Linked DNA regions of Homo sapiens: regions 1 and 2 are each linked to region 3. The links are chromatin loops, found by intact Hi-C in ENCODE. Cell type or tissue: PC-3. All regions are shown on one strand. Links, peaks and the distances in the headings refer to the core of each region. The heading gives the core; the rest is flanking DNA.

Evidence for each region. Peaks named below come from ENCODE experiments on the same cell type or tissue, not always from the same donor. Only the 100,000 strongest peaks of a DNase experiment are listed, where the experiment ranks them.
Region 1: it touches region 3 in a loop (6-fold over the local background); 49 of 110 quality-filtered maps call a loop at or near these places.
Region 2: it touches region 3 in a loop (4-fold over the local background); 7 of 110 quality-filtered maps call a loop at or near these places.

The regions. Positions count from the first base shown.
Region 1 is chr11:36,260,672-36,271,262 of GRCh38, forward strand. No RefSeq gene overlaps it. Among named protein-coding and RNA genes, the nearest start is that of COMMD9, 23 kb to the right of the region's middle. In PC-3, for the core only: CTCF peaks have their summits at 5,543 (motif pointing left) and 5,742; a DNase peak (open chromatin) is centred at 5,530.
Region 2 is chr11:35,948,590-35,959,180 of GRCh38, forward strand. All of the region lies in intron 1 of LDLRAD3 (low density lipoprotein receptor class A domain containing 3), which reads left to right. Among named protein-coding and RNA genes, the nearest start is that of LDLRAD3, 9.8 kb to the left of the region's middle. In PC-3, for the core only: no CTCF peak of the experiment used is centred there; a DNase peak (open chromatin) is centred at 5,792; H3K27ac peaks cover 2,038 bases.
Region 3 is chr11:36,029,338-36,039,928 of GRCh38, forward strand. LDLRAD3 (low density lipoprotein receptor class A domain containing 3) reads left to right here. Exons shown (of 6, transcript NM_174902.4): 2 at 6,766-6,912. Among named protein-coding and RNA genes, the nearest start is that of MIR3973, 25 kb to the left of the region's middle. RefSeq lists enhancers at 3,782-4,076, 9,334-9,841. In PC-3, for the core only: no CTCF peak of the experiment used is centred there; a DNase peak (open chromatin) is centred at 5,754; H3K4me3 peaks cover 1,066 bases; H3K27ac peaks cover 2,770 bases.

The sequences.
Region 1 (10,591 bases), core at 3,547-8,546, 230 kb after region 3:
TCTGTGCTGAGATCTGGGCATATACATTTCTTGGAACTTTCTCCAGCTTCCTGTACAAATCTACCTATTGCAGCAGCATTTGTAATAGCAGAAGGTTGGTAACAGCCTAACTGTCCACCAATAGGAAACTGGCTAAATAAATCATAGTCCATCCAGACAATGGTATACTGTGTGCCCTAGAAAGGAATGAAGAAGCTCTTAAGTACTGATAGAAGGAGACCTTCAGGATAGGTTACTGGGTTAAAGAAAAAAAAAAGCAAGGTGTATAACATATACTATTTTTTCATCAAACTTTAATCAAACTTTTTCTGTAAAGAGCCTGACGGTAAATATTTTAGGATTTACAAGCCACGTATAACCTCAGCCTGGAGGCGCTGATGTGGCTTCAACAGAATAAACCTGTAAATGGAGTGGATCACAGAAAACTGAGGTGTTAGTCCTGAGTGGCCACTGGAGAAGACAGGCACCTGTGTTAGGACCCTCGGATGGAGGCTTCTGAAGAACCTACAGAGGCACCTGATGTTAAAGCACTAGCTTTTACCATTCTCAACCGCTAGAGCCAGAGAATAACCCTACAAAGCCAGCCAGCTATCCCTCCCCACTGTCCTCCCCACACCAACCTTGCCCTGCCACCTGGAATAACATGCATCCCCCCTGCCATGAGATAGCCTTTTGATGTTACCACCTCCTGAGCCTCCTTCTTTCTTTCCCTCCTCTATTTCCAGCTGCTCCTAATGTCACAAGGCTCCCAGACATCTACCCAGCCTCCTTTGTCTCTGACCGGTCTCGGTCCATCTGGGGCAGCCATCCTTCTCCTTGTTCCTGGAGCTCCCAGCTTTAGATCACTGGCACTCCTGGGGGGCCATCTCGTCGATTTTGACACTTTTATCTTCTGAGGATGATCCTTTTCCACACTGTAACTTCCCAGCCCTGAATTTGTCCAGAAACTGAAAACCACTGGACGTGGGGCCAGACCTAGCTGTGACCTCCAGCAAATTATTTCTCATCTCCAAGGCTCTGTTTCCTGATCTGAGGAAGTGGAGATAATAAAACCACCGCTGAGGGATATGAGGATTCAAAGACCTAGTGTGCATGCCCGCCAGATGCTTTGTGTGACAACTTCTGGTGCCCAGTGTGAACGTGGAGATACTTTGCCCTCTCAGCGGACTCATCTCAGTGGATTAATCAGAAGTGCACACAGCTTTTGGGGTTTGCTGTGGAGAAGCTTGTGCTGCTTGGAAGGACTGTGGTTCATGAAAAAGCCCCTAGATACCCTCAGCTCCTCCTACCCCATCCCTGCTGCAGAGGCTCAATTTATATCTGTGGTCAGGGCTGAGCCCGGAGGTCTATACCCAGAGCCGCACACCTAGGAATCGAGGGAACACTCTCTGAGGAAGCTGACTTAGAGACTCGGAGGTGCCTTCTTCAATCCTGGCAGCTGCCTGGTGCTGCTGGGCTTGGGAGGATTAGAGCAAGAAACCAGGGGCTGAGCACAGTGGCTCACGCCTATAATCCCAGCACTTTAGGAGGCTGAGGCAGGAGGGTTGCTTGAGCCCAGGAGTTTGCAACCAGCCTGGGCAACAAAGCAAGACTGCATCTGTACTTTTTTTTTTTTTTAATCAGGTGGGCTGTTGTGGTGTGTGATACTTGGCAGGCTGAGGTGGGAGGACTGCTTGAGCCCAGGTGGTTGAGTCTGCAGTGAACCCAGATTACACCATACTCCAGCCTGGGCAACAGAGCGAGACCCTGCCTCAAAAAAAAAAAAAAAAAAAAAAAAAGAAAAGAAAAGAAAAGAAAGAAAGAAAAAAAAAAGAAAAAGAAAAGAAAAGAAACCCTATCTAGACACAGAGCCATTGCAAAGAGCCAGCAAATATGTTTGATCTGTCAGATATGTTTAGCAGTGGAGGGAGCAAAACTGAGGCTGGGCCAGTAGGACATGTACACTGGGGGCGGCTGAAGGCTCAGTTGAGGTCTGAGGAGGGCAGACGAGTGGGGCAAATAGCCCTGCCCCTGCCATCCATAGATGCTTCTCATTGAGAGGGACCATGGCCTGGGGGGCTTTCTTGTGATCTCGATGACACTCAGCAGTGACATGAGTGGGACGGGGTTTCCGGTCCCCGTGGCATGTGCTTCCCCCCAACCTTTCACCAAGGACCTACCATGTGCCAAAGACTAAGCACTGGGGATAGAAGGTGAACGAGACCGGTGTGGCCCCCCGCCCTGCTCTTGGACCTGCCAATCTCCAGGGTTTGTTTTCTTGAGACTCCTGACGCTGCCTGGCCCGAGTCAGCACTAGGGATTCCTGATCTCTGCATATCCCTTCCCAGCCATCCAAGACAGCAAGAGCTGTTGCTTCTCTTCTCAAATTTCTCCCTTGGCTTCTTGATTGAGAGTTTCATCCCAGCTATGGTTTAAAAAACAAACAGCAAACAAACAAACAAACTAACCACACACTCAAACAAACCTCAGACTGCACAATGGAAGCACTGCCTGGAATCATAAAGATCATTTGTTCAATGTCCCTTTTTCTCACTGCCAGGCCAGTGCTCTCGTCTGCACCATGGAACCCATTATGACTTGAACCTTTCCAGATTGATTCCCCATAAACCTAATGAAGACATTGGAAAGGTGAGCTGAGGTAAGGTCGTGAAGAAACTCTAATGGAGCCCTATGGAGTTTGGAGTTTTGACAGCATACTGGGGACAATGGGAAGCCATTGACAGAGAAAAGCAGGACAGTGCCATGATGCATCTTCCATTCATTTATTACATTCAGTTAGCAAATATTTATTGAGCAGGTACTCCGTGCCAGGCTATGGGGATATAACATCGAACAAGATAGACAAGTTGCTCATCTTCATGTCTCCAGTGGGGAGACAGACAACGACCATGGTAAATAAATGAGAATGCACATCAGTTCACTGAATTAATAAGACTTTCCATGGCGTGGAGTGGTGGGGGGCAAGAAATGAACAGGATGCTGTGATTCAGAATAAAAGAAGGAATCCTCTTTAGAGAGCATAGCTTGAGAAACTTTCTCTAAGATAGTGATCTTTTAGATAAGTATTAAAAAAATGGGAAGAACCCAGTCTTTTCAAGAGCAGGGGAAAGAGTGTTACAGTTTGGAGCAGGGCGAGGGGTGGGTGGGGGATGCAGTGAGTGCACAGGCATTGCGGCTGGAAAGACTTTGGAGGACTCTTGGAACTGAAGGAAGGTTGGTGTGAATGGAGTGCTGAGGAAAGTGTTATGAGCTCAGGAGGCAGAGGGTGTCAGATGTCATCATGCTTAGAGGCTACCATAGGTGAGAAATGACAGAGTCATTAACCAAGGTGGTGCAGAGATGGAGAGAAATGGACCAATGTGAGTATATTTTGGAGAGAGAACCAGCAAGTCTTGCTAATGGATTAAATGGGAGGAAGGTGGGTATAGCAGCAGGCAGAGAAGGAGGCAGTGATGTTTCCCACGTCTCTGGTTGGAGCTGTTGTTTACTAAGATGGAGAAGCCCGGGAAGGTGGGACCAGGTTTAGCGAGTAAAACCAGATCAAGTTTACTTTCTGGAAAGCACTGGGAAGGCTGGACTTGGGGAGGACAAGGCCAGTGCAGGGTGCCCTTTGGAGGCTAATCCAGTATTCCAGGTGAGAGATCATGATGAGGATGGGCTAAGGTTGTGAAGGGGGATGAAGGGATACCCATGTCTCTGCTAAACAAGCAAAGAGAAGAGTTTCCCACTGCTTCAGACGCTATGAATTTCATTTTGTGAGATGGCTCAACAGACCAACCAGAGGGAGGAGTTCTTTTTGGGTAAGGTTGAAATGAAACCAACATGTGGAGAGGAGTGGAGGCGAATGATGTGGAAAATGGGGTCACGAGAGAGACCAGGCAGAGACTGCAGCAATGCAGTGTCTTCCACAGCTGGCTGTTTGACATGGGAGAGAGGAGTCTGGATTCACCATCTGTGCCAGGGAGAAATCCATCCTGGGAAACAGATGGTCAGCAGTCATGCCCATGCACCCTGGATGACCACGGGGGTTCCCTGGGGCTCTGCAGCCCGGGTGATTTTCTTGGGAGGTTTGGGACAAGCATTCAGAGGCTGTGGGCATAGCAGGCTCTAGGATTTCTGCTCTTGATGTCACTGTTACCCAGACCCCTAGAGCTGGGTCCCAGATGGTGCAGCTGAGACGAGCTCTCTTCTCCTTAGCCTCACTGTCCTCCAGCAGTGCCCCTTCCAGCCTCTGAGGTTAGCAAAAGGCAGTGGCTGGTGGCACTGACTGAGTGACCACTCAGTCAACCCTAGTCCCAGTCAGGATAGCCATTTTTTTCATTCATTTGTTCATTCATTCCTACATGCATTCAACAAATCCTGACTGAGTATCTGTAACTACAGGCACTGTCCCAGGCCCTGCCCTTGAGAAAACGCAGATCGAGAATTGGACAATGCGGGCTACCAAGCCCTCTCATTCCCTTCTTCCTCATCCTGTCACTGCTTCTGGCCTTGAGGCCCAGAGCTGACCCGAATCATCACCCAGGACCCATTCCAGCCCCTGGCCCTGGCACTGCTGATTCTGATTTAAGTCCATTTCTTAATTTTATTTCATGAGACTAAAATGTCGTCAGAAATCAGGTTGTAAAGGACACTGAATAATATTTTTCTGAGTTTGGGCTTTATTCTGAGTATTTTAGGCAGGAGAGTGACATCAGATTTCCATTTGCAAGACACCTGCAGCAATGAGGAGGAAGGATGGGAGGCGGGGTGAGAGGGATGGCACGATGGGAGGCAGGGAACCAGTTTGGAGGCCTTTGGACTCGTCCAGATGAGAGGTGACAAGGACTCCTTGCCATGTCCCCCCATCCCCAACCCCATCACATCAAACCTACTCTCAGAAAAGAACTGATGAGTCCTCTGATGTGTGGAAGGGCTCACCCCAGTGGAGGCACCTGTGTACATATTTGAAGTTAAACCAACACTGGGCATCTTTTATTTCTCAGACACCTTCATGTACAATGAATCCCCTCCAAGCTGCATTGCCAGGAAAAAGTACTTTCCATCTCTCCCTTTTAGAGATGAGAAACTGAGACTTAGCTCTAAGCAGACCTAAATTTGAATCCTGGCTCCACCACCTGTCCAGGTGTAGAAAGTTCCACTGTGGACTGACTGTGGGACTTGCATGGTTGCCATGAGCAAAACCTGATCTGGAAGAGTTGTATCTAATGGGCCCTAATGGTGGCATTTCAGAAGCACCGAGGAGACCCTGGGGGCTTCTGCAGCTGGGTCTGGGGAGCAGGGTTGAATGGGTGCCCTGGGTGGGCCTGCGCTGCCTGCTCTGTCTTCTGCCTTCTCTGCCTATGTTGCCCAGGGCCTGAGCAGGAGAGTTCTGTTAGGTGAAGGGTCTGGGCCTGAGGTTTTCTTTTGCAGGAAGCGTCTCCCCTTGCGGGGTTCTAGGAGAGGCCTGCCCACTACCCCACCTTCCCTCAGCTTCCCTGGTCTTTGTTCCGATTTTAGGCCAGGGTGGGAAGATAAGGAGGACGACTGCGCCATCTGCTGGGCATCTTGGGCAAGCTCCAGCTGCGCCCAGGTGAGGTTTGGCTTTTGCGCATGAGAACCTTGGGTCACCAAACAGGGTATGGCCCCTTGACCAATAATGTCTTTTATAGAAGTAGCCCCAGGGATACACTTCCAGTTCAGCTGGTGCCAGGAAACTCTCGGTACCCACAGAAGCTGCCCATTATCTGTGCGCTCAGGTGTGGGGAACAGAAAGGTGAACAGTGTGTGGGGGAAGGCACAGACACAGACCATTAAAATGCAGTGTGCTGAGGAATGATGGAGAAAACGCAGGTGGGGAAGACAGGCCAGTTAATTTGACTTCCTGGGCCCCTGTTAGGTGCTGCTCCTGAATCCAGAAGGATGAATAGGAATTAGGCCAGGATTAAGGGAAGGCATTCCAGAGAGAGGGCATGGCGGGGCAAAGCCCTGGTGACCATGCTGCCACCTCTGCTCAGGCCCAGGGCTAGTGCCTCTTTCCTGCCCTCCTCCAGCAGTTGGAGACTTTGCTGACCCCTTGGAAGTGCTGGTCCCTGAACTCTACAGTGGCAGGAGCTCAGAAGATCCACGTCTGCCCCTCCACTTACCACCTCAGCAGCAGCTCCTTCCTACCCTCATCCAGAGTTCCCAATCCCTACCTCTTCCTACCCAAGCCAAATAGTGTGGCTGGGAGACTGCTATGAACAAATCTCCCACGCTCACAGACTCAAAACCAATAAAGGCCAGAAATCAATGCTGGAGAATGAAAGCAAGCTGGAGAATGATGAAATCACCTAGTTGGTGAATTAGGGCCCAGCTGAGGTCGATTTAGGACGAGCAATTCAAGTGAGCGTGAATTCTGTCAGTCTGCCATTCTATTGCATTCAATCTAATTCAGGCATGGTTTACTACACAGGTCAAATCCTGTGAGTTTGTGGAAGAAGTGGGATGCAAAGGGACATTTATGGGGCAATCTACTGTGCGCCAGTCACAGTGGAAGATATCATGGATACCGAGTGAATGAGACATGGTCTCTGTCCTCAAGAAGCACCCACATCACCACCTGCTCCTCCCCACCACTGCATAGTTCCTTTCTGTTCTTTTCTCTTCCTGCAGAAAAGCTGCTTCCAGGAAAGCAACTGATAAATTAAGCCACACTGAGCTGTAGTCAGCTGAGTGGGTGTTTATGACCGTACCTGTGAATTGTCTCTCACTATCTGCTCTATTTCAGTAAAATACAGAAACCCACTAGCTCATTCTCCTGCCCTCCCCCACCCCAATGTGTTAGCTACACACAAGACCACCCAGCAGAGACTGTATTTCCCAACCTATCTTGCAGCTAAGTATAGATCATGTGATTGAGGCCAGTGGGATATGAGTGAAAATAACGTGGCAACTTCTGGGGTATACCCTCCTCCTCCTCATCCTCTTCCCCTTCCCTCTTTCCCATGGCTGGGATATAGACTTGGAGGGTGATGGGGCACAGGCTTTGCTCACAGCAATGAGGGCAATACTTGGTGGCTGGTGAAACAAGATGGAAGGATTCTGAGTCTATAAACCAGAGCAGAACGATCCTACCCACTCAAAGCCCCTACCAGCTCAGACTTTTACATAGAGAGAAACTTCTAAATTCTTTAATCCATGGAAACTGGGTTTTTGTTAAAGCAGCCAAATCAATATCCTAATACAGTGACTCTTGCTCCCTGATGTTTAATAAGCAAATAAGCAAAAATATCTTGAGTAAGAGCTTTATCAGAGTTCCTGAAATTCTAAGCAGAGGCCATCCCCTGAGCTGGGGATCCAGCATGTGTATAACAATGACCCCATGCCCTCTGATATCCCAGAGCATCTCTCAAATCCTTTATCATTCAGTTTGTTGGGACAGTATTGTATTTTACTGTGTGGTATGTGTGTTAGGTCATATGGCTAGTTCAACATTGATAACAATAGCCAAGAAAGTTCCATTCTTCAGCCTGTGGGTCTATGCAGTTTACTGTAAATTTATGAGATGCATTACTTAAGTAGTTATCATCTCTACTTACAGATGAGACCTAAAAGCCCATTAGAGACTTTCCCAAGGACCTGAGGCTAATAGAAACTCAGCCTCTCAGACTAACCTTCAAGAGCTCTTGACACTTCCCCAAATAAAGAACCATTCCCTCTCCTTAGAGTTTAGGGTCCTCTGACACCAACCAGGGAATACTACTAGAAAATCTTTTTTATTTTTTCTTTCTTAAAGTACTTGTAAAAAGGACGATTAAATCACAGAAATGTGAGCACCAAAGAAAGAAGGAAGTTGTGCAAAGGTCAACATTATGCTGGTAAGAGAATGTTTAGGAACGATCAGTATTTGGAAGCCAACAGGCACAGGTTCACAATTGTTCTTGTAAATGTTCAACCACTGGAAAACTTTCAAAATGCCAGGTAGCCAATGGCTTCCAGATTAAAATATTAAAACAAATAATAATTTTTTTAAAAATTGTCACTTCTGATAACATCTCAGCTTACTGAACAAAGTAACGGAGAGCCTCTCGCACCACGCTGGACTCGTTTCCTGGAAATTTGTAAATACCAGACCACAGAGCTTGACTAATGACTATTGGACATGGTGCCCACTGTGTGTGTTCAGAGAATTGGCTTGTGTGGGAAGAACCCAAATGTCTGGTCCTCGTGCCAATTTGTCTTTGGACCTAAAAATCACCAGAAAAGGGAGGCAAAGGAAAATGACCATGATCCAGATGGAGATGGTAAGGCAGGACTGATGACGGAGTGAGCCAAAAGTTGCCAAATTAAGGGGAAATTTAGGCGATCTGCAAAGAATCATGAGTTTTCTCTTCCCCAGATTGAGGCAGGAATGGAGAAAACACTGGCTTTTGAGTTGAAAGCCCCAGACACAAGTTCCAGCTCAGCCCCAGACTACTCTGAGCTGACTTGTCCTCAGTAAAATGCACAAATACTTGTGAATGGATGCTCCAATAACCTCAGAAGGTTTGTGTGAAGAGGTAAGATGATATCTAAGAAAATGTTTCAAGTTCTCTCATGTGCCACACAGGTGAGGAGATTTATCATTATATCATGAGAAAAAAAGCTGAAATGGGGTGTTGGGGCATGTATTATTACAATTCTTTTTTATTTTTATTTTGAGACAGAGTCTCACTCTGTCACCTAGGCTGGAGAGCAGTGGTGCGATCTCAGCTCACTGCCACCTCAGTCAAGCTCAAGAAGTCCTCCCACCTCAGCCTCCTGAATAGCTGGGACTACAGGCATACACCAGCATGCCCAGCTGATATTTGTATTTTATGTAGCGACAGAGTTTCACCATCTTGCCCAGGCCAGTCTCAAACGCTTGGCCTCAAGTGATCTGCCCGCCTTGGCCTCCCAAAGTGCTAGGATTGCAGGCGCAAGCCACTGCACCTGGCCACAATTCTTTTGAACAATTCTTCTTCCTTTTGCTTAAGCAAAAGAGGAATCTTTTGGTTCCAATGACAGGTGTCAGTAGTCATCAGAACTAATCACAAATATCCCACTTCTCTTCCATCCTGGCACATGGTAGGATTCAGCTTCTCTGCCCTTTCATGGTTAGGTGTGCCCATATGATTTGACTGTTACTTCTGGGCAGGAGCTTTAAGATCACAGGTGCAATTTGCCATAGTCCCTTTCCCTGCCTTGGTGATTGTGGAGGCATGTGTTGAGATGAAGCTTCCATCATCCTGGGCCCTTAGTGATTACAGTGAGCAGACTACCCGCCCTCCTCCTCCAACCTGCAGTGAATGTGCAGCATTGGCAAAGAAACTTTAGTTGTGTAAAAAGCCACTACAACCTTGGGATTGTTTGTTACTGCAGCATAACCTTGTATTGAGTATATGTTCTTATTTTCTGTATTCTTCATGCGCTAACATTTGGGTCCTTGATCCAAAGAGGTCACCCCATTCAGGGCTAGCAAATTCCTAGAGAGAGAGAGAGAGAGAGAGAGAGACACACGGGTCGGGGGCGGGGTGGCAAACAATTCTCCTGGGAGCGTGCCTTTGATGTACAAACCAGCTAATCTGGAGCCCACACTCCCAACCATCTTCTTCTTTTTAAAACCAAACTCTCACACACCAAGCCAATATTCTCTCTGCCCTAAGTCACCCTAGGGTCAGACAACTCGGGACCATCCCTATGGCCCTGAACCCATCCAAATTATTCAAACTATCCAACCCTAAACTTAGCCAGCATATGTACCTTGTCTTAACCATTCCTTCCTATGAAAACCCCAATAAAGGCTTGGGGCCATGCTCTCCCCTCTCCCTGCCTCCTGACCAACACTTATCCTTCCGAACCATGTGGCCCCGTGTGCCACACCTCCTGCTTCTAGAGCTCTATGAGCACAAACTTCTTCCTTCATGATAATCATTTCCACGTCTGTGTGCCTTATGTCTTACCATTCCTGATTAAAACAAATCCTGAGAACAACTGGCATAGGTAGCAGGGTGGTTTGATGCCAGATGGACATGGAATGTCCTTAGACTGATCTTGACTTGCTACCTGCTCCCGACAGACAGCAGCCACTGCTTGGCAAGGTACAGCTGAGAGTGGAGTGCTCGGGCTTCCTGCTTGATGGCTACTGCATTGTGTTGTGTTGTCAGGTGTTGCCGTTAATTCCCAACTTGAAATTGCGACGCTCGTTCGAGCAGCTGAGTCCCGGAGCTGCCTCATAGGCTGGTGTCATGTGTCTGGGACTAACCTATTTCTCCACGGTGGTGGAATGCCCAGGATTCAGGACAGAGTGCCTGGGGTTACATAAGTAATTGGCTATATTTTTTTCTCAAAAGGTCCCTCTGAAGGGGACCAGGAGTGACTGACTATCCTCCTCATGCCAAGGGCAAGTCTGATCCACTGACTGAGGAGCACTGACAACACTGGGGTCATCAGAGTCATTTAGATGAAAGTGCCTAGTGTCTAGGATGTGATAGCTCCTGAGGACACTCATAAACCACTTTCCCTTTTCCCTCTGGGCTTTGCTGAGTCAAATTTCAGCCTCTTCCTTGGAGTACTGCGAGAGCACTTGTCGGAACGCTTGCTCCTTGCTCGT
Region 2 (10,591 bases), core at 3,190-8,189, 81 kb before region 3:
TTGATATGCCGTATTTGCTCGTCACATCATTGGCTTGATGTTTAATACATCTTAATATAGTACGTGGACTTTTATGACAGAGTAACTGCTTGGTCGGGGGAGAGCAAAAGTTTACTTGAGATAGGATTCTTAGGGCTTTTGGAGGTGGTTGCAGGGATGGGGTTAGTCTCGGGCAGGGTTTCTCAGCTTTGGTACCAACGACACCTTGGCCTGGATAGTTCTTTGTTGTGGGGGTTGTCCTGTGCATTGCGGGATGGTCACAGCAGCATCACTAGTTCTTGATGCCTGTATTGGCTTACTCTTCACCCACAGCGGTGACAGCCACAAATGCCTCCCGACATTGCCACGTTGCCCCTAGTTGAGAACCCCTGGTCTAGCATGAGCAAGTGTCCTTGCCATGCATCTTGAGCATCATTACTGTGCATCATTACTGTGCATCATTACTGTGCATCATTACTGTGCATCCTGAGTGTGTCTTCTGGATGCAGGGGGTCAAGATGCCATCCTCCTCCCAAGGGCCTTTGGGCTTTGGCTTTATGTTTTGTAGCCACACAGTTCCATGGGAAAACCCATTCTTAACCAGGAATGCCGTCAGCACTGACCCTTTCCCTCTCGCTTTCCTCTTGTGTCAGAGTGAAAACTTCTGGAATTTTCTATATGTGGTTTCCTTGGGAGAGACATATGCAGAGAAAGCAGGTGATAGGCAGGTGACAGCTGACACCAAAAGCCACCTGGTTCCCTGAATGTTAAACCTGGGAGGTTCAGCAGCCCTGAGGGAGGGCTATAGGAGCACAAGCTGCCAGATTGCCTTGGAAGTCTTGTGTTGAAATCCTAACCCTGGAAGTTCCCCTTCCTCCACTTCACAGAGTAGGTATTGTTCTTCTGGGCTCCCCTTTCCCTCCCCATAATTCCTTCTCCCTTGCCATCAAAAGGCCTTACAACTTGATTCGTTCTGCAGGTGCTTGGGAAAATCATCTCTACTAGCGGCAAGCTGTGTGTGTGTGTTTTTAGAAGTTTTCATCGTACACTTTTTTCTCTAAAGTCTCTTTGTTGCTCTGTGTCACTTTATAACACTTCAGTTCCTTTAAGACACTTTTCCTTCCAGCTGTCGTTTTGCTTTGCTCTGTTCCAAACCTTCCTTAAGAATTGTGCTTCCACCTCTCTTCAGACTAGCCACATAACTTATCTGCAGCTGTCTTCTTTTGGGCATGAATTCACAGGATGCAAGGTGGCACCCAGAGGAGGACGATGGCTTCCTGGGGAGAAATGCACATTGTTTCAGTTCAGGTCCATTTATCTGAAACCATGCCCTCTTGGAAAAGCCTTCTGTAGTGAGGAGCTTTAGCTTCCTGAGTGTGCAAATGTCATTTTCTTTGTCTTTGGATAGTTAGCAATTTCTTAATATTTTATTTGGTTGTTCGTCATTGTGCCATCATCTCTGCCACACCCAGGCACTGTGTCTATTTCCAGGGGTAGGCGAAGCCATGTAAAACTTGTTCTTTGCCCTTGAAGACCCAAATGACCCACTGATGGAAATGGGATTGTTGACCTTCTTCGTTATCTGGGAAGGGTAGAGGCTCTCTGCCAGTGTAATCTCGGAGGCATTTCTAGACAGGAGTTGTACTGATGGATCTTGGACCTTGATGGGAACACAGAGCCGTGAAGATGTCACAGTGCCCAGGCAAACATGGGTACTGCGTCTTCAGGGATATTTAATCAATGTGTCATTCTTGAACAGGTTTCAGAGGTGATGACACATGTCCTAGTTTGCTTCTTTAGCTTTCAAGATAAAATACTGGTATACGTGTATTGGTGCTCTGTGACTTTTCTAGCTCTAGGCTTCTGAGGTTTGAGCTAGAAATGTCTTCTGTGGCTTTTGGACAATAGCCTTCTTTACCTTATGGTCATACACAGTATATATGTGTATGTGTGTATGTGTATGTGTATGTCTGTGTATACCCTGGTTATATATATATACTGTATATGTAAAACCTTTCTTACCTTCTAAATCCTGCTAGATTGAAAGCTCCTTGAGGGACTGGGATCATATATTAAGTGTCTGTGATACTTTTTCTTTTGTGGTGTCTAGAAGAGTGAGAGTGGCTCCCATTCATTGAAGGTTTACTCTGTCTGGCAGGGTGGCAAGCACTGTACGTGTCTTATTTTGTTATAAACTTCTTGAATTACAAACACTGCAAAAATAATACACGGGGGCCAGGAGCAGTGACTCATGCCTGTAATCCCAGCACTTTGGGGGGCCGAGGTGGGCGGATCACGAAGTCAGAAGATCGAGACCATCCTGGCTAACATGGTGAAACCCCGTCTCTTCTAAAAATGCAAAACGTTAGCCGGGAGTGGTGGCACGCACCTGTAATCCCAGCTACTTGGGAGGCTGAGGCAGGAGAATCACTTGAACCTGGGAAGTGGAGGTTGCAGTGAGCCGAGATCGTGCCACTGACTCCAGCCTGGGTGACATAGTGAGACTCTGTCTCAAAAAATAAAAAATTAAAAAAAAATACACAGACTGAGTACGTGCTTATGATACAAAATTCATACAAATTAGAAGTAATGGCAATAATAAAACATTAAAATCCTCCTTCATCTTCCTTTCCCATTTCTCTCCCCTCCCTTAAGTAACTACTGTGAATTGTCTGGTATATATCAATTTAGCTTTAACATGGATTTATAATTATATACAGGTACACACACACAGAGACATAATTTAATGAGCTCCTGCTTGTCTCTATTTGTAGTTTTTTGGCTGGCTTTTTAACTCAAGTACTATATTTCATCAATTTTATTTTGAGCCATGTGAATGCGTCACATCTGTCTCCTGTTGTTTAGACATTTCAGTTAGTCCCAAGCAATTTGGCAGTTTCCCTCACCTTCCCTTGCTTTGCTCGGCTCTTGAACAGACACCCCTTTTGTTGCTATCTCAGAAGCACAGCTGATACACCTTCAGTTATTTGTGTTTTCCTCTTTTAATTCTCTTAAAGGGCTGGCTCTTGCTTTGCAAGAAAATATGGAATTATGGTAATTTCTTGCAGTGAGAGATATTTGCTTCACTATTATCAAATTCATGCTGTTTCCCTGCCTCTTTGTGTATACACAAATGTGTTTAATTTTTCATTTCAATGCCACATTTTAACATCATCTTTTGAAGGACATTCTAAATAGCAGGTCACTTCAACCTGTGTAGTACCAGCCATGCACATAACTGGAGGGAAGTGACGAAATAGGAACAGCTGTGACCAAGTTTACCCAGGCACTGCCAGTGACCAATAAATCACAGCTTCCGCCCACCCTGTGCTTTTAGAAGATGCAGTTGGCCATTAGGTACATCCTGATGTCAGAGATGTTACAACATCAAATAAAAGTGTCTTCTTGGCCATCTTTCTTTCGGCTCTTATATACCTACCCATGCTTTTAAAAACAGCTTTCTGGTGTGTGTACATACTATAATTTATTTAATGCTTTCCCTGCTGGTGGATCTTATTTCATTTTCAGAGTAGTTTATTCAGGTGGGTAGTATGCTTTACCGTTTTATAGATGAGGAAACTAAAAGGTTCAGTAACTTTCCTAAACCTTCGACCAGTAAGAGATAGTTTCAGAATTGGCACGTGGGTCTGCGTGACTTAGACTTGGTCTCCTAACCACTGGCCCTGCTGCTTTGGTATAGAATAGAAATCCAAGTCTGTATGTGTTGGGAGAAGAATTGCACCGTCTACCTTGTGCTGGAGAATTCCAGCATTGCATAGGGATGTCAATATTGACTTCATGCTTATCGTGTTGGATAGAATGATTTGTTAGAGAGCCATTGGAGTGGGGGGCATCTCAAGTTGATTCTACTCAAATGGCCTGTCTTTGGCAGATAGAAACTGCTGTTCTCCTATGTGGAGAACGTATCAGTATAGGTGTTGAAATTGGCTTTTGCAAAGACTGAATTTATTAAACAAAAATAAGAATAAACAAGTTATTTCAGCACCATGACACTTGCCTTTGAATATATTAATGATAGAGATAATTCTTCCCCCCTTTATGGGAATATTTTGTTGGAATACCAACCAAAAGCAATTTCTTTTCAGCACTTCCCTCAAATAGTGCTGGGTGCCAAATAGAAGGGCCCACTGTTCAAAAAGTCTGGAAATATATTTTCTAGACAAAGATACAGTACTGATGATAATGCCTCGTATCAAAAGAGAAATTAAAGTATTTTTAGAATTACTTTCTGACCCTGAGCTTAAGCTTATATGGTCCATGTATGAGAGAACATTTCCTGAACTAGAGATTGATGTTCTTTATTGTGGAAGCTGAAATTTTAATATGTTGCTCCAGAAAGAAACTAGAAATAATTGGCCCCATCTTGTTGCTTCAAACTAAGGGGCTCTTGTGCGAAAGTAGGCAGTGATGTCTTGTGAGAAAGTAATGCCACAGGCCTGTAAAGTGTTAGCTACAGGCAGAGCAGAGTGAACCCCAGGATTTTAAACTTACTCCCAAGGCCTTTCCAGAGACCTGAGAACCGGACTCTCCTTTTGTTGAGTCATTGTGATATCAAGAGACAGGTGATAAATTGGGTGAATTCGCTGTTGCCCAAATCCAACTGTGATTTTTGACAGACAAATAGCGCAGTGTGCAGACGATGTTGTCTCTGTCCTGGCGAGCGGCCACGGGGAGGGAGGGCAGGCCCTTTAGCTTACTCTGGAACAGGCCTTGGGCATCCGGGTGCTGCAAGGATGTGGAATTTATGAATAACTTGATTTAGAAGACTTGCATACCCAAGGTGCCAGTGTTCCAGGTGGCAGTGGGACACTTATGTGTTTGTTGGCATAAAGAAATGAAAGCATAAAGGGTGTTTAATTTTATTGCATTAAAAATCCCTTCTCATTATTATAAGACCGAGTGAGTTTGGCTTAGCGAATGTCAGAAGTGTGTCCTCTTTGATGGCATTACTGGAACATTTTCCTTCAGCTTTAGCCTTGAATCAGAGCAGTGTTCTCCAGGCGTCGTTAAACTAATTGGACATGGCTGAAAAATGAGCCCTAGTCACACTTGTAGTTCCACAGTCCGTTGAAAAAAGCCTCTTGATTGATTTGGAAAGTTCTAAATTTAACTTGTTTTTTTATTATAAAAATAAAATTGGGGGAATTTGGGGAGGGGAAGAGTGATTAGCAACATAGGGTATTTCATCAGAGTTCAAGCTGTAAAGAATGGTTAATGCTAAGAGAAACCAGAACAGAACTAAATAAGGTGTTTCAAAAACAGATTGATAAAAACATTGGCATAAGCTTGATTAAAAAGTATGATACTAGCAAGTGAGCCCAGCTGGCAGGAACCTGGGGAAGCAGGATTGGAATGAGTTGATGCTTACTACTGTAAAAGAGATAAAGTTGGAAAGAATGACTTTTACATTAAGAATATTTGGTATTAATGAAAGATAGAACTAATCTTGTAAATGTTACAGTGTAACAATAAACATCGGTGGATCCTATGAAGGGCAGTGGTGACATAATAAAGGTTTAGCATACCCAGAGTTCATTTGTGTTATTCAAGTAAATGATAATGATGACAATACAAGAAAAGCTAACAGGTGTCAAAAATATAATAGGGTTCAGTTTTTGAATAATAAGCATACCAGAACAGTCAGAGATGGTACAAAATATGAATGTATATATATTCAGCGGAAGGAACACTGCCCAGAATTGAAGGGCAACGTCAACATCTTTTAAAAGTACCCATAAAATGTGACTTGGCAACAATCCTGAACAGAAAAAAGAATTCTTCTCTTTTCCTGTGTGACTAAAGCTCCATGAGGTGGGATGGAGTCTATTGTGTTTTTGATGTCTATCTTATTTGTTGTTATACTCCAGAACCTGATTCAGTGCTTGGCATAGTATCAGGCACACAGTAGGATTTCCTGTAAGTTACCCTACAAGAAGGAATGAAGGGGATCACTAAAGACATGACTATGACTTTGAAAAAGAGACGGAATTGGGAGAGTCAGACTAAGCCATGGTGAATGAAATTTACCTGGCCAAGCTAACTTTGCCTTTTGGTGAAAATTGCTTCTCCTTCGCTGGAGTTTAGAACAGTCTCATTGATCTTCAAAGACTTGGAAAGATCTTTACAGGATATCCCTTGGCTTAAAAAGACAAAGAAAAAGAGGCCTTTGAGAGGGCAATGTATTATAGCAATTTTAAATCAGGTGATAAATTAGATTCATTATGAGACTAGCATGTGACATATCAAAAGGGTTTCTGACAGGCTAATGAAAACTGCTATGCATCTTAATTCCATTTGAAGGGAGTTTACATAGTTTACTGAACAAGTAGGAGAGGTCACCAAGAGGAAATAAATTAAAGCAGGTCTGTTTTATAAAATAACAGTATTAGGCCGGGTGCACTGGCTTACACCTTGGGAGGCCGAGGCGGGCAGATAACTTGAGGCCAGGACTTCGAGACCAGCCTGGCCAACATGGCGAAACATCATCTCTACTAAAAATATAAAAATTAGCCGGGCATGGTGGCACATGCCTGTAATCCCAGCTACTCGGGAGGCCGAGGCACGAGAATCGCTTGAACCTGGGAGGTGGAGGTTGTAATGAGCTGAGATTGCACCACTGCACTCCAGCCTGGGCAACAGAATGAGACTCTCTCTCAAAACAAAACAAAACAAAAAAACAGTATTAAACACATGAAATAGTAAGGAACAATTGGTTATCTTCTGGTCTAGTTTAAAAGGAAATAAAACTTTGCTGGTCAAACCACGCAAATGATTCCAGGAAGGAAGCACATCAGTAAATATAACATTAAAGGTAAGTGGAAGGTGATATGAATACATCAACTAAAGACTAAATGTAAAGCAAAATGTTACTCTTATTAAAAGAAATCACCTATCTGCTCACTTTCGGACACGTAGTAAAATTCAAGAGATATAAATAGAGTGAAAAGTTAAGGAAATAAAATCCATTATGTAAGGACTACTTTTATGGTATCATATAAGTAATTTCATAGCATTAAGCATTAAAATAGATAAACAGGGTTACTGCAAATGACAAAAGATTCATTAAAAAACAAATATCTGATCATCCCACATAAAAAGACATGAAGAATTAGGAACATAATGAAAGGATGTTGAAGGTTCTTCAAGTATAAAATTAGCTGGTGCTTGCCAAATTTTGGAAGGTTAAAATATTTAGAGAATACATAGTTCTAATGTTTTAAGTAAAGTCTGTGGGAATGGGGAAGTGCTCATCAGGTGCTGAGGACTGGGTGGTGTGTGCAGTGGGAATGGTGGGTGGGACTGACCAGTTCCTTGGGGAGCCCCCAGGGGCCTTTCCTACACACCTGCTCCCTGGATCTACAGAAGTGCTCACTCATGGAAGCTATGGGGATAAAATCCTTCCTGCTAATGAGATGAGAAGGTTGATTAACTTTGAGTTGGGCTTAGTGAGTCTGACACCAGTGGCTGCCCAAGGGGAGTCTGCTGGTGGGAATTTACAAGAGCAGCTTCGGGCCTCTCATATGGATGGAAAGAGGATGTAAAGGTTACTGAGGAGAAGGTGTATTTTTGTTATATATTATTAAGCTTTCATGTTATTTAAATTATTCGATAACAGAGCTGGGTATGGTGGCTCATGCCTGTAATTCCAGCTACTCCGGAGGCTGAGACAGGAGGATCGCTTGAGGCCAGGAGTGGAGACCAGCCTGTGCAACATAGCAAGACCCCCATCTCTAAAAATAAAATTCAAAATAATTATTAGAAAACATTTTCCTGGTTGAATATAGTGTATTTTCTCTTTTAAGATTTTACAATATGGATTGTGTAGAGCTTTGCTACTCTTAGTGTGGTTGACAGACCAACAGCATCAGCATCACCTGAATCAGAATCTGCATTTTAACAAGATCCCCAAGTGATACATGTGCATATTAAAGTTTGAGAGGCATTGATGTGGTGATTAAGAATACAGGCTTTAGAGTGAGTCAGTCTGGGTTCAGATTCCAGTTCCTTGCCTTGACCTTGGCTAGGTTTCTTAAACTTTTTAAATCCATCACATCTTCGTCTGTTAATAGGTATAATAATGGTCCTTACCATGTAGAAATATTTTAAATAAGATAATGCATGCAAAACACTTAACTTTATTTTTATTTATTTTATTTATTTTTTTTGAGACGGAGTCTTGCTCTGTTTCCCAGGCTGGGTGCAGTGGTGCAATCTCGGCTCACTGCAAGCTCTGCCTCCCGGGTTCACACCATTCTCCTGCCTCAGCCTCCTGAGTAGCTGGGACTACAGGCGCCCGCCACTACGCCCGGCTAATTTTTTGTATTTTCAGTAGAGATGGGGTTTCACCACGTTAGCCAGGATGATCTCGATCTCCTGACCTCGTGATCCGCCTGTCTCGGCCTCCCAAAGTGCTGGGATTACCCAAAGTGCTGGGATTACAGGCGTGAGACACTGCACCTGGCCACACTTTATTTATAATTGCTCACTAAATGTTATTGATTAGTAATAGGTTTATTATAAAAACTTGGACAAAAGGTAGAAACACATAACATACAGTCTACCACCTAAAGATTTTTAACACATTGGTTTATTTATTTATATTGATTTTAGATAGTTTTGATCATACGTGGAATATAATTTCATGTCCTGCTTTTTTCACTTCTGAATATAGCATAGACGTTTTCCCATGTTACACTAATCTACGAGTACAAGAAGTCTCCCATCACAGAATGCTGGGTGTATTCTTTGATGTTGGCTGTAAAAATCATCTGACCCACCCAAGCCAGCAACATGCTGCCTCACAGCTTATATCCTTGTCTATATGTAGGAGATGACATTACCTGGCCCCTCTGCTTTTACATGATGGTCATGAGAATCCAGTTGGAATCGTGTAGGATGTAAAAACAGCTAGTAAAAAGTAAAATGAGCTGGGTGCGGTGGCTCATGCCTGTTATCCCAGCACTTTGGGAGGCTGAGGCAGGTGGATCACCTGAGCTCAGGAGTTTGGGCTGGGCAGCCTGGGCAACATGGCGAAACCTCGTCACTACTAAAAATACAAAAATTAGCCGGGCACAGTGGTGTGCATCTATAGTCTCAGGTAGGAGGCTGAGACAGAAGAATCGCTTGAACCCAGGAGACGGAGGTTGCATGGAGCTGAGATCGTGCCATTGCGCTCCAGCCTGGGTGACAGAGTGAGACCTTATCTCAAAAAAAAAAAAAAAAAAAAGAAAAGAAAAGAAAAAAATACAATGCCGTACACATCTGTGTTATTTTAAGTGGGTGATTCTAATATGTAGGAAATCCCTAAAAACAGAAATTACCCGTTGACTCCACAATTCCACTTCTAGCACTTTAACTCAGTGAAATAGTTTGCAATGTGTACAAAAGTTTGGCAATGAGGATACCTGTGTTTGTGGCAGTATCATTTATAGTGGTGAAACACTGGAGACTAACAAAATGCTCACTAGTAGGGGAGAGTTATCGTGCCAGTATACTAAAATACTATGCAGACATTAAGAAGGATGTCACTGACCTGTGTTCTCCAGTAAGGTGGCCACTAGCCACCTGGGGCTACTGAAATTTAAATTAGTTAAGTTTAAATACAATGTAAAAATTCAGTTTCTCAGTCACACCCAGCCTATTTCAGATGCTCAATAGTCCCATGTGGCTGATGGGATTGGATAGCACAGACACAGAGCATTTCTGTCATTGAGGAAAGTTCTAATGGACAGTGTTACTGTAGAATAATTCTTCCACGGAAAGAAAATTCTTACGAAACAGATGATTCAAATTTGTAGTGTGTATGTGTGTGAGGTACAAATTGCCCCATGGTGCTTGGTGCCCAGCACTTCATTTCTTTATTTTCTTCTGTTCAGTCCAATCTGGCCGTAGTAGTCCCCACTCACTAAAAGCTAGAGATCTGATGTCAGTCACCTCGAAGAATTGACCTTTGGTGTAGGTCAATTCTTGAGGGCCCTCCTTTTCCTGTAGGCTCTCTCAGGACTCCTGGGTGCCTGGTCTGATCATTGGTGTTACTATTGCATTTTGTTCCAAAGCCTGTTGTTGCCCAGCCTTGGATCTTCTTTTCTTCCAATTTCTTCAGTCCACCTTTTCCCATCAATTAACTACCCCCTACATTTTACAGCAGTGATATTCAAGGGTTGGGGAAGAGGAAGCCACTCTTCCTCTCCCTCATTGAGATCGATGGGAGAGTGTTACCTAGGGGGTGGAAAAAAGACTGAAAACCATACTACATGAGTACAAGGTGACAACCACCCCAGACCTTGATTCACGTGTGCAGACGTGCGCTGCTCTCGTCTAGATTGCAGACCCTCCTGGAAACTTTGCAAGAAGGCTCTGTGGTCACTGGACCCTCCATCCCCTGCCCCTCCCAGCAGCATTGGGCCTCCAGGCTCCCAGGCCTTGCCACACGGGTGAACTGATACAAATCAAGATGGTGTCGGTACCATAGTGATCCCTGTTTCTTGCTGGCTTTTTTAGCACATGATTCTGGTCAGCCTGATGGAGAAGGAACGCCGTCTCCCAGCTCGCAACTTTTCCCACAGCTCAGCGCAGCCGTATGGATTGTGTG
Region 3 (10,591 bases), core at 2,998-7,997:
TCCATAATAATTGCTATCTTGAGGGCTGTTAAAGGGAGCAGGAGGAGGGATGGGACAAGGGTGGCGCCAGGACTCAGTGCTCATCTTGGAGGTCAGTATCATGACAAACAGCATCTTCCAGAGTTGCTGTCAGACCCCCAAACTGTGGACTTTGGATCTCACAAAGGCCGTATCCCGATGGCTCTGCAAACCCCCACTAGATTAACACTGCTGCAACATAATTTTCCTCATGAAATGCACTGAAGCATAACTAAAAAAATGTAAGTAGCAGCTATCAGGCCCTTAATGAGGCTATAAATACAGCACGAAAATAATTCATAAAACTATTTCCTGGTGAAAAACTGTCCTTTACCTAGACCTCTTTGCTTGCCCCATTAATAACAGCCATTGGCTTTCTTTACTAACTCGCTTTGTAAGAAAGGAACGAAGCCTTTATCATTTTGTGACTCATGCTGCTTTACCCTTGTAGGAGAAACAACCATATAGCTATACAAAGTGCAGACACCTCATGGCACAGTAGGCAGCTAGGCCCACTCACTATCCCGGTGACTGGCTCCATCCATCAGTTGTTCCTGCTGCAGAATTGCACACCATCTTCTTTTAGGGTCATAGGCAGTGTAAATATGAAATCTGTGGATATCAATAGCCAATGGTCCTGGGCTGAACCCAGGGGTCATGTTATACCTTCTCACCAATTTCCCTGGGCTGTCTTCCTTGAACAGATGGGTAAATGGAGGCTGGGGCTACTGGAATGAGCTCACAGGGCAGGGTTGCCTGAAGAGTCTAGACAGAGCTAGAGATCTGGCTGTGCTCAGGGGCTTAGACCCAGAAGGCCCATCTTCGCCCCAAACTCAGACAGCCTTGTGTGACTCTTCTTGGTGACAGCTAGAGTGCTCCTCATAGTCAGGCTCCAGCAGGAAGCAGTTTGATGGGAACCGAATGGGAAGTGCACAGGACAGATGTCTCTGGTTCCTTCTGTCACTGATGCTACTGTGTGGAGCAACCTAGAGTCGAGGAGGTCTTCAGGGACTTTCTGGGGATGTTTGTAAACAGATCACTGCAGAGCCGCTCACTCACTGGCCTGTGCCTGTGCATGGAGTGTGTGTGTGTGTGTGTGTGTGTGTGTGTGTGTGTGTGTACGTTTGAAGAAGACAGTCACGGAAAACAGACAGTGGCCTTCAGTGGCCTCATGACACTATGTTTGTTGGCACTGGGCAGTGGAAAGAGGTGGTTAATTCTCTGGGGAGGTTCTAGACAAGATCCGTTTGAGATCTGCAAAACCAAATGCTAAGCCGTATGTGTGTCTGTACCTATGTATGGGTGTCTGTCTTGCTTTTGCTGTTCATTGAGCCTTCAGATCCAGATTGTCAGGAAGCAGAGGATAAAAATGAAGGCCACTGGGCAGAAGTTGGAAAGCAGGGCTGTCATGGTTTCCAGATGTCAGTTCTAGATTGCATCATGACAAGGGGTCCCCCTAGGGCAGGAAGAACAGCAGTAGGAGAGGAGAGAGCCAGGAGGACTCCAGCTGGTAGGATGGAATTCCCATTTCTCAGCTGGAAAAGTCAACATCACTAACTGCATGTTCTGGAGTAATTTGAGTGGAATGCAGCAGCTGTCTGAGTTTTTGTAGTTGCCCCAGTTTGGGCCCCCTTGTCAAATATAAATTTGTGGGAGCCAGCAGTTTTGGAAGAAGCTTCTGCAGCAGGCTGTTTGCCTTTGTCCAATAGAATGGGACTTGTAATTTTTTTTTTTTCATTCTTGGTGCAGATGGTGTAGTTATTTTAAGTAAGTGATGTGCTGCAGTGAAAATGGGCAACTCTTTTTCATTTTTCAGCTTAATGAAAAAAAGAGAAGGGAGGAGGAGAAACCCCAGCTAGCCAACTTCGTGCTAATGCTTGTCTTTTTTGGATTCTAAATGTGTCCCAAGGCACTAAGATGGGATAAATATTTCAGCCACTAGAAAGTCCTGCTGTCGGCCTGAAAAGATTTCTAACCTCTTTTAAAGCAGACTGGGTAGTAATTTACTTGTACAAATCCAGACACCCCCATGTCCCTTATTTTAACTATGTATGTACAGATTCCACTCACATTCTAGGGGGATGAGGCAAGGGGCAGGTGGAACTTTCTAGGGAAGAGTATGGGGGAAAGGGAGGAAATAAATTAGTGCCTGAACACTTGGCTTTCTTCTTAGAGTGGTTATAAGTATTTACTGGAGACCTACAGAGTGGTCAGGTGCCCACTGAACACAGTTGAACAAAACAGTGCCTCTCTGCCTTCACGGAGTGTTCAGTCTAGATGGAGAGACAGTACAGACACACCAGTAAGCAAAAGCTGGGTTAAAGGAAAACAGGACACTACCAGCGTGAAAAACGGGGACCAGCTTTAGATTGAGTGTCCATGAAGGGACCTGAAGAAGTGATGTAAGCTGAGGTCTGGATGAATGAGGTTAGCCAAGTGTATTAGTTTGCTCGGGCTGCTGTGAGGTTGGTGCAGAAGTAATTGCCTTGTGCATTATGCAGTTACTTCTGCACCAACCTAACATAGCAAAGTCCACAGACTGGGTGGCTGAAATGACAGAAGTTTGTTTTCCCACAGTGCTGGAGGCTAGAAGTCTGAGATGGAGGTGCAGGATTAGCGTCCTCTGAGGCCCCTCTTTCTTGGCTAATGAGTGGTCGTCTTTTCCCTGTGTCCTCACATGGTCTTCCCTCTTACATGGTCTCTTTCCTGATGTCTTCTTAGAGGGACATCAGTCATATGGAATTAGGGCCCACCCTAATGCCATTGTTTTAACTTCATTACCTCTTTAAAGATCCTCATCTCCAAATACAGTCACATTCGGAGGTTCTAGGGTTTAGGACTTCAACATGTAAATTTTGGGGGGACACAATTGAGCCTGTTACACAGATGAAAGGTAGGTGGAAGAATGTCCGGGGTCAGCAAACAGCACATCTGGAGGCCTCACAGCAGGGGGCACTGAGATGTGTTGCAGGAGATGGTTCGAAATGAATATCTAGAAGCAGGCAGCAACTGGACCATGCTGGGCTTTGTAAACTATGGCCAGAGTTTTAGATTTATTCTGAGGACACGGAGAACCCATCAGTGCATTTTAAAATCTCACTCTGTGTGAAGAGAAGGACCTGGAAGGAGTGAGAAGTGAGAAGTCCAAAGGTTTTTTAATTAAGAAACTAAGGTTTGTCAACCTCAGCACTATTGACATTTTCAGCGGGATGACTCTTCATTGTGGGGGCTGTCTTGTGTATTGCAGGAGGTATAGCAACATCTCTGGACTCTGCCCATTAGACGCCAATAGCACCCCCATCTCCCCATCATGACAACCCAAAATGTCTCCAGACAGTGCCATATGTTCCCAGGGGGGCAAAATTGATCCCTGTTGAAAACCCATGGTTGAAAAGGGCAAGAGATAATGGCGGCTTGGATTGGGTGGTGCCAGTTGAGTGATGCAAATTGGATGGGTTTGAGGCAGGTTTTTGAAGACAGAATCAATAAGATTTAACCTGCCTTTGCCTTAGTTTCTCCTCATGCCTTTTTTTTTTTAGACAGAGTTTTGCTCTTGTTGCCCAGGCTGGAGTGCAGTGGCGTGATCTCGGCTCACTGCAACCTCTGCCTCCCGGGTTCAAGCGATTCTCCTGCCTCAGACTCCCAAGTAGCTGGGATTACAGGTGTGCACCACCACACCCGGCTAATTTTGTATTTTTAGTAGAGAAGGGGTTTCACCATGTTGGTAGGCTGGTCTCAAACTCCTGACCTCAAGTGATCCACCCGCCTCGGCCTCCCAAAGTGCTGTGATTACAGGTGTGAGCTACCGTTACCGGCCCTCCTCATGCTTTGAGTTTGATGATGTCACTTCCCTAAAGCACACGGCTGTGCACCAGCTGCATGCCTAATGCGGTTGCTCAGAAGAGCAAAAAGCATGTGCCTCTCTGTTATTGTTCACCAGGCCCCAGGATCCCTGGTCCTGCTGAGAAAGCACTTTGAGCCCCATGGCTGGCAGGACCACCTGTGTGTAACAGACATGGTATTTAGTCTCTGCATCCACCCATCCATTTGTCAAGTCCATGTGCCGCCAGCCTTATTGACTCTCAGAGCAAGTACTTTGGAATCTAATCTGGCCAATTTTCCCGCTCCAAAAATCTGTTTATCAGAACAAGATTTCACAGTTGCAGTGACGTTTCCAGGGGGGCTTGCCTTGGAGGAGCTAACTCTACAAATGCAAGTGTAAGTATTTCCAAACAAAGCAGAATGACCCTTACATTCCAGGCCCCTGAAGAGTTCTCTGCTACAGAGCAGTTCTCTAACAACAGAGCAGTTGTTAGCAAACAGCTGGAATGTGGGGGTTTTCTGGGTTGAGCATTTGTTGTCTGGCTAGTATCCAGTACCTGGCTGCCCTTCTAGGGTCCCCCTCAAGCCCTTGCCTGGAGATGGTGAATTGGTTTCATGTTCTTCTCAGGGTTGTTGGTGGCTTTCTGGAGTCCGGTCTTGAGAGGGAGTCTCATATTGATTCTTGGCTCGGTGGAACAGAGCATCATGATTAATTAGGGATGGCTGACTTTGCACTACAATAGGAGAAATTGCAGCAGAATAGGAGAAATAGTAGCATAATACCTTTGCATTTCCTAACAATCAGAGCTGCATGATTTTTGAATTCCATGTTGTTCCATGCTCTGGGCTACGTCTTCCTGCACAGAGTCTTTGCTGACACTGTTCTCTAGACCTGAAGGGTGCTTACTTTTTATCTCTGTGTGTCTATCAACATCCACTGTAGATGCTACCCTCTTTCTCGGAATCTTTTTTGATTTATTTGAATTTTGACTTTATCTTAAGGACACCAGGGAGCCATTCAATGACCTTTTAAAGTTAAGAAATGATTCATTTGGTGTTTAGACAGATCCTTCTGGCCACAGAGGGGAGAGTGGGTTGGAGAGGGGCAAGCTGGCAGGCAGGGAGGCCAAGTTGGGAAGTTGTGCTGTGCAGCAATCCCTGTAAGAAAGGGTGGCTGCTTTGGCTGGAGTCGCAACTGTGGCAATGGAGAGTCGGGGACTGGCCACATATAGGGGTTGATAGATTGAGGAGGGGACAAGGGAGATTTCTAGGATTCTGATGTGGGCAGTTGGGCAGGGTAGAGCCCCTCATTGTAGTTTCTCTCCTGGAGTTCTCCAGTGAGCGATGAAAGCTCATTTTCAGTAATGAAACGTGCATGTGCGTTATTAATTCTGTATAATGCAGCAGATGGTCTACAAGGGAAATTCCATGCAACAAGGCCGGTGGGGTGTTGCTTGCCTGTGACGGTGTCCATTGCAATTGGTTGTTGCCCGCTTGTTCTAGTTATAAAATATTTTTAGTATCACCCCAGTGGTACTATCACCAGACTACAGAATTAGTGCTCATCTGTGTTTGGAAAAGCCAGGGGACACGTCAGAGGAAAGGCGACATATTTGTTTGCTGAAGGGTGTGTATGGATTTACTGGGAGACCCAGCAGGCCGAAGGGCATCCCTGGTAAAAAGAACAGCACGCATAAAGGATAGTGGCCTGTAGGAGGATATGATGTTAGGGATCTGGAAATCTAGAGATGCTTCTCTTTGGCAAGGTTTATGAAAGAGAATCAGGGACCTTCTCTTCTGCTACCCCGAGGCGGGTCTAGACATCCCTGTTCTTATTTTGCTGTGTGTGCCTTTCCAGCCTAAAGGTATAATAAGCCCTAGCCTTTATCTCTGCATCTTTAGAACATAGCACAAGTATCTGGTCATAAATGTCCAGTAAATGCTTATGGAATGACTCAGGAGGGAGCTCTGGAGTTGTGGTGTGCTGAAGGACTGGTCTTTTTTTTTTTTTTTCCTGCTTTTCCCCAAAACTCTTTTACTCACATGGCTCCTTATCTCTCAGCCATTGATCACAATGGATCAGACTGGTCAGATCGATCAGATCCTGGCTCCCTTGAAAATCTCCCCCCAGGGTCTACTGGTAGATGAACTCAGCACCCTGCCCACCTCCACCGCCACAGCACTGGTGTTCTCTCTTTGCTTTCTAGCCTGAGGGTTGGCTGTTCGGGTTGGGGGCTTTGGCACTTTATGACCATGTTCAGTGGAGTTGAATCTGAACTTGCAGCTTGGTTCTCAGCTTCCAGTAACTCTTGAAAGGCAATTCCATGACCTTGGGACCCTGCTGGAGGTTACAAATCCCAAGTTCAAGATTCAATGTGGCCTTTTCTACCTGTGCCACCTCAGGCAGGTTGGTTTTATAGGTCTGGGCTCCTGTTTCCTAGAGTGAAATGATCTCCCGGTATTCCTTCCAACTTGGCCCAACTTCAAGGATTCTGTGATTGTAAGGGCTACAGAGTGTGAGGCCTGGAAAGATCTTGCAGTTCCTAATGTTGGAGACATTGGGAGTCCAGTGCTCACTCCTGTCTAGAATTTTAATTTTTAACCACTGCTGATGGCCAGAAAAGAACATTTGGATTTTACAACCAGTCTTTGATGGAGAAAGAAAAAAAGTCAGTGAACACCCATTTTGTGCCTGACATTCAAGTATGTTTGTTCCCTGTATTTCTCCATTTAGTCCTCTCAGAATCTCTGGAGGTGGACTGGGGCAGATTATTAGTCCATTTCACAGATGAGGAAACTGAAGGTCAGAGAGGTTGAGTCATCTACCAGAAGTCTCACCTATACCAAACCACACACCTTTCAGTTGAGGGGCGCTGAGGTCCCTGCTGTTGCTGTGCCGTCTGACCTGTCCCCTCTCTCTGACAGAGAGCCAGCTGCTCCCCGGGAACAACTTCACCAATGAGTGCAACATACCAGGCAACTTCATGTGCAGCAATGGACGGTGCATCCCGGGCGCCTGGCAGTGTGACGGGCTGCCTGACTGCTTCGACAAGAGTGATGAGAAGGAGTGCCGTGAGTGGCCTGGCCCTTTGCTGGGGTGGGGTGGCAGCCATCCTGGGGCAGAGGGGAGCAGGTCCTGAGCAGGCTTAGACCCTGCACACTCTGCTTGCTGCAAGCTGGTGGTTTTGTGCCTCTTGCCAGCAGTCCTGCTTCTTTGCTGTATCTCCATCTCAGAGTCACATGCTCTGTGTAGACACAGGGATCTTGGTGGTGGTGGAGCCAACGCTTTGAGAGAGCAGAAGGTTTTACCATCAGGCTCTACTAATCCCTACCCTGGAGTCCCATCCTTGCCTTCGCTTTATGTACGAGCCAACTGAGCATCCCAGAGGTTATGTGGCTGCAGCATCTTAAAACCAGCAAGTGGCACATTGGACTTGGGAACCCAGGGCTGCCTGACACCAGAGTCCATGCTGGTGACCATCTTACAGAGCACCGTGGAATTTTCTTGATGATTAAATGAGGCATAGCATCCTGCCAAGTATTCAGCATGGAGTTGGGACTGAATACATAGTAACGTGCTTTCCCATCCCCTTTTCTCTGCCGATAGATATGGCTTGAGCTTTGCTGGGGACATCATCTTCTAATGGGCACCACCAGGATCAAATGGTTTTGTGATCCTTCCCACCCCACCTCCTTTTCTGCCCTTTACCTGTTTCATGACGCCGAAACATGCATGAGATTTGGGTTGATGATCATCTACGAGAAAAGAGGCACCGGGGATGTGAGTTGAGAGGGGTCCGTGGTGTCAAATGATCCTGCTCCCTGCCCTGCAGAGGTGTATTTCTCTTCCTCTTCAGTTTGTCTCTGCAGAGTGAGCTTGGCCATGGTGCCCTGTGTGGTTGTCCTCCTGGGTGCCCTGGTAGGTAGGAAGCATGACTGACAAGTGGTGGGCACAGGGTTGTCTCACAGGGGATTGCCTTGAGACCACATGACTGGACGATGGTTCCTGGCTCTTTCATGTGCTTTGGGCACCAGGCCACGTGGCCTGTCTGACAGGAGAACTATGTGTCCTGGCTCTGAGCCTGCTGTCTCCCTGGAAGCCAGCTGAGGAAATAGCTGAAGACAGGTTAATCATTTGAACTTTTTTTTTTCCCTGAAACGGAGTCTTGCTCTGTCACCCGGGGCTGGAGTGCAGTGGTGTGATCCCGGCTCACTGCAACCCCCACCTCCCGGGTTCAAGCGATTCTCCTGCCTCAGCCTTCTGAGTAGCTGGAGTACAGGCACCCACCACCGTGCCCAACTAATTTTTGTATTTTTATTAGAGACGGGGTTTTACCATGTTGGCCAGGCTGGTCTCAAACTACTGACCTCATGATCCGCCCACCTCAGCCTCCCAAAGTGCTGGGATTACAGGCATGAGCCACTGTGCCCAGTCAGTCATTTGAATTTTTAACATATTTCTGACCAGAATTTGGGGCCGAGTCTGTTGACGCATGGGAACGGGCACTGGCTTTGGAGTTCACACACCTCTGGAGCAAGCTGCCCCCTCTGAAACTGGTCCTTCGCCCATCCAAGGGGTCCCATATCCCCAGTGCCTGCTCCTGCCCTTCAGAGAAGTTTTTGGGATGGGAAAATTGGGGGTGTGTTATTTGGGGAGAATATTTCATACTGCTTGTTGCATATGATCTTTCTGAATTGATCACTATACACACTGAATTTTTATTTTTGCAGAATTGTTTGTTTGTTTATTGTTTTCCAGCCCAGGCTGGAATGCAATGGCATGATCACAGCTCACTGCAGCCTCGACCTCCTGGACTCAAGTGATCCTCCCACTTTGATCCCCCTAGTAGCTGGGACCACAGGAGTGCGCCGTCACGCCTGGCTAATGTATTTTTATTTTTTGTAGAAACAGAGTTTCACCACGTTGCCCAGGTTGCTCTTGAACCCCTGAGCTCAATAATCCATCTACCTCCGCCTTCCAACGTGCTGGGATTACAGATTACAGATGTGAGCCACCAAGCCCGGCCTGCAGAATTATTTTTTAAAAGTATTATTATGTCTATTTTAGCTTTTCTCTGTTTCTAACATGGCCTCAGAATTACTAGAGCTATAACATTAGTAATCTGAGCAAATGACATAGTATGGGTGAGCTCTGTCATCTGTCTGGTTTTGAGGATTTATTAAACACTGTACAAGTGTGCCAAGTTACCATTTTTGAGATATGGTGTATATTTCAACTTCGGCACATACGGATTATCGTTAGCTGACCTGGGAATGTTTGGCACATGATCAGTTTCTGAAAGAACGCAGGATTAAGGAGTTGATTCCTAAATTGTATGCCCAGCTTTGTCAATAGCAGCTGTGTGATATTAGTGCATTCTATGGCATTCTGTGTCCTGTCACTCCAGTCTCATGATTTTAGAATTCATGCTCAAACTGGAAGACATGGTGGAGAGCAAATGTTTTTAAAAAAGATGTTGCCGGCAGCTGCCTGGAGCTGCTTGGTTTGGTTTGGAACAGGCTCATTCTTGGCTATTCTCCATTATTTTTTTCCCCTGACTTCCTACCCTTAACCCCCAAGTGTGGTGGAGGTTTGAGTGGCATTTATTTAGTCCTTTGAGCAAAACATAATTAAAAAACCATGCGCCCCAAACATACATTAACCTCTCTCTGTAGCCCTTCTTTTTTTGTCTTTAAATCGTGAAAACAGAACATTAGAAAGTTTAGACAGTAGAGGGAAGGAGAAAAAGTCCCTTTTCTAAAACAAATTCTACTTTCATTTAAAATTTCTTTCTTTTTTTTTTTTTTTTAGACGGAGTCTTGCCTCTGTCACCCAGGCTGGAATGCAGTGGCGTGATCTCGGCTCACTGTAAGCTCCGCCTCCCGGGTTCACGCCATTCTCTCGCCTCAGTCTCCCGAGTAGCTGGGACTACAGGCGCCCGCCACTACGCCCGGCTACTTTTTTGTATTTTTAGTAGAGACGGGGTTTCACCGTGTTAGCCAGGATGGTCTGGATCTCCTGACCTCGTGACCCGCCCGCCTCGGCCTCCCAAAGTGCTGGGATTACAGGCGTGAGCCACCGCGCCCGGCCTAAAATTTCTTATATATTCCCTTTCAGCCTAGGAGTGAGGGTGTGAGCCCTTGAGAAGGCCGATTTGTGTCAAAATCAGAGCCCTTCTTCCCCCTTAGGGGGCTGTGTGATCGTGGGAAACTTACCAGAATGTTCTAAACTTTAGCCTTTGGGAGGTTTAAAGAGAATTCTTTAACCTCCTGGTGCCTCAATTTCCTCCTCTCCAAAATGGGGGTAATAAGGCTTCTGATACTTAACAGTGTTGTGAAATTTTAACCTGTATGAAGCACGCAGCACAGTGCCTGTATACAGTAAGTGGCTTGTAAACATTAACTGCTATTGGTTAAATCTGTATCAACTATTTTATTTGGTCGTTGTCATGGGGAAATACGGTTCAATTATCTGCTTTTTTCTACTTAACATTAGAGGCCCTTGGCCACATTCTATATTGAGGATTCACAGTTGTTTTGGGAGGCTGCCTAATGCTCTGTCAAGTAGTGACACTGTAACTTAACCATCCCTCTATGTTTCAGTCTCTTCTGTTTCAGTCTCTTCTGCACTTTTACTTCTGCTGGTCAAAATGTTTAGGATCATTTAAAGAACTTATGCATAACCAGACGACAGAAATATACAATGGTTTCAGCCAGAGTCAGGGTGGACAGGGCTGAGGTCTCCAGGGTG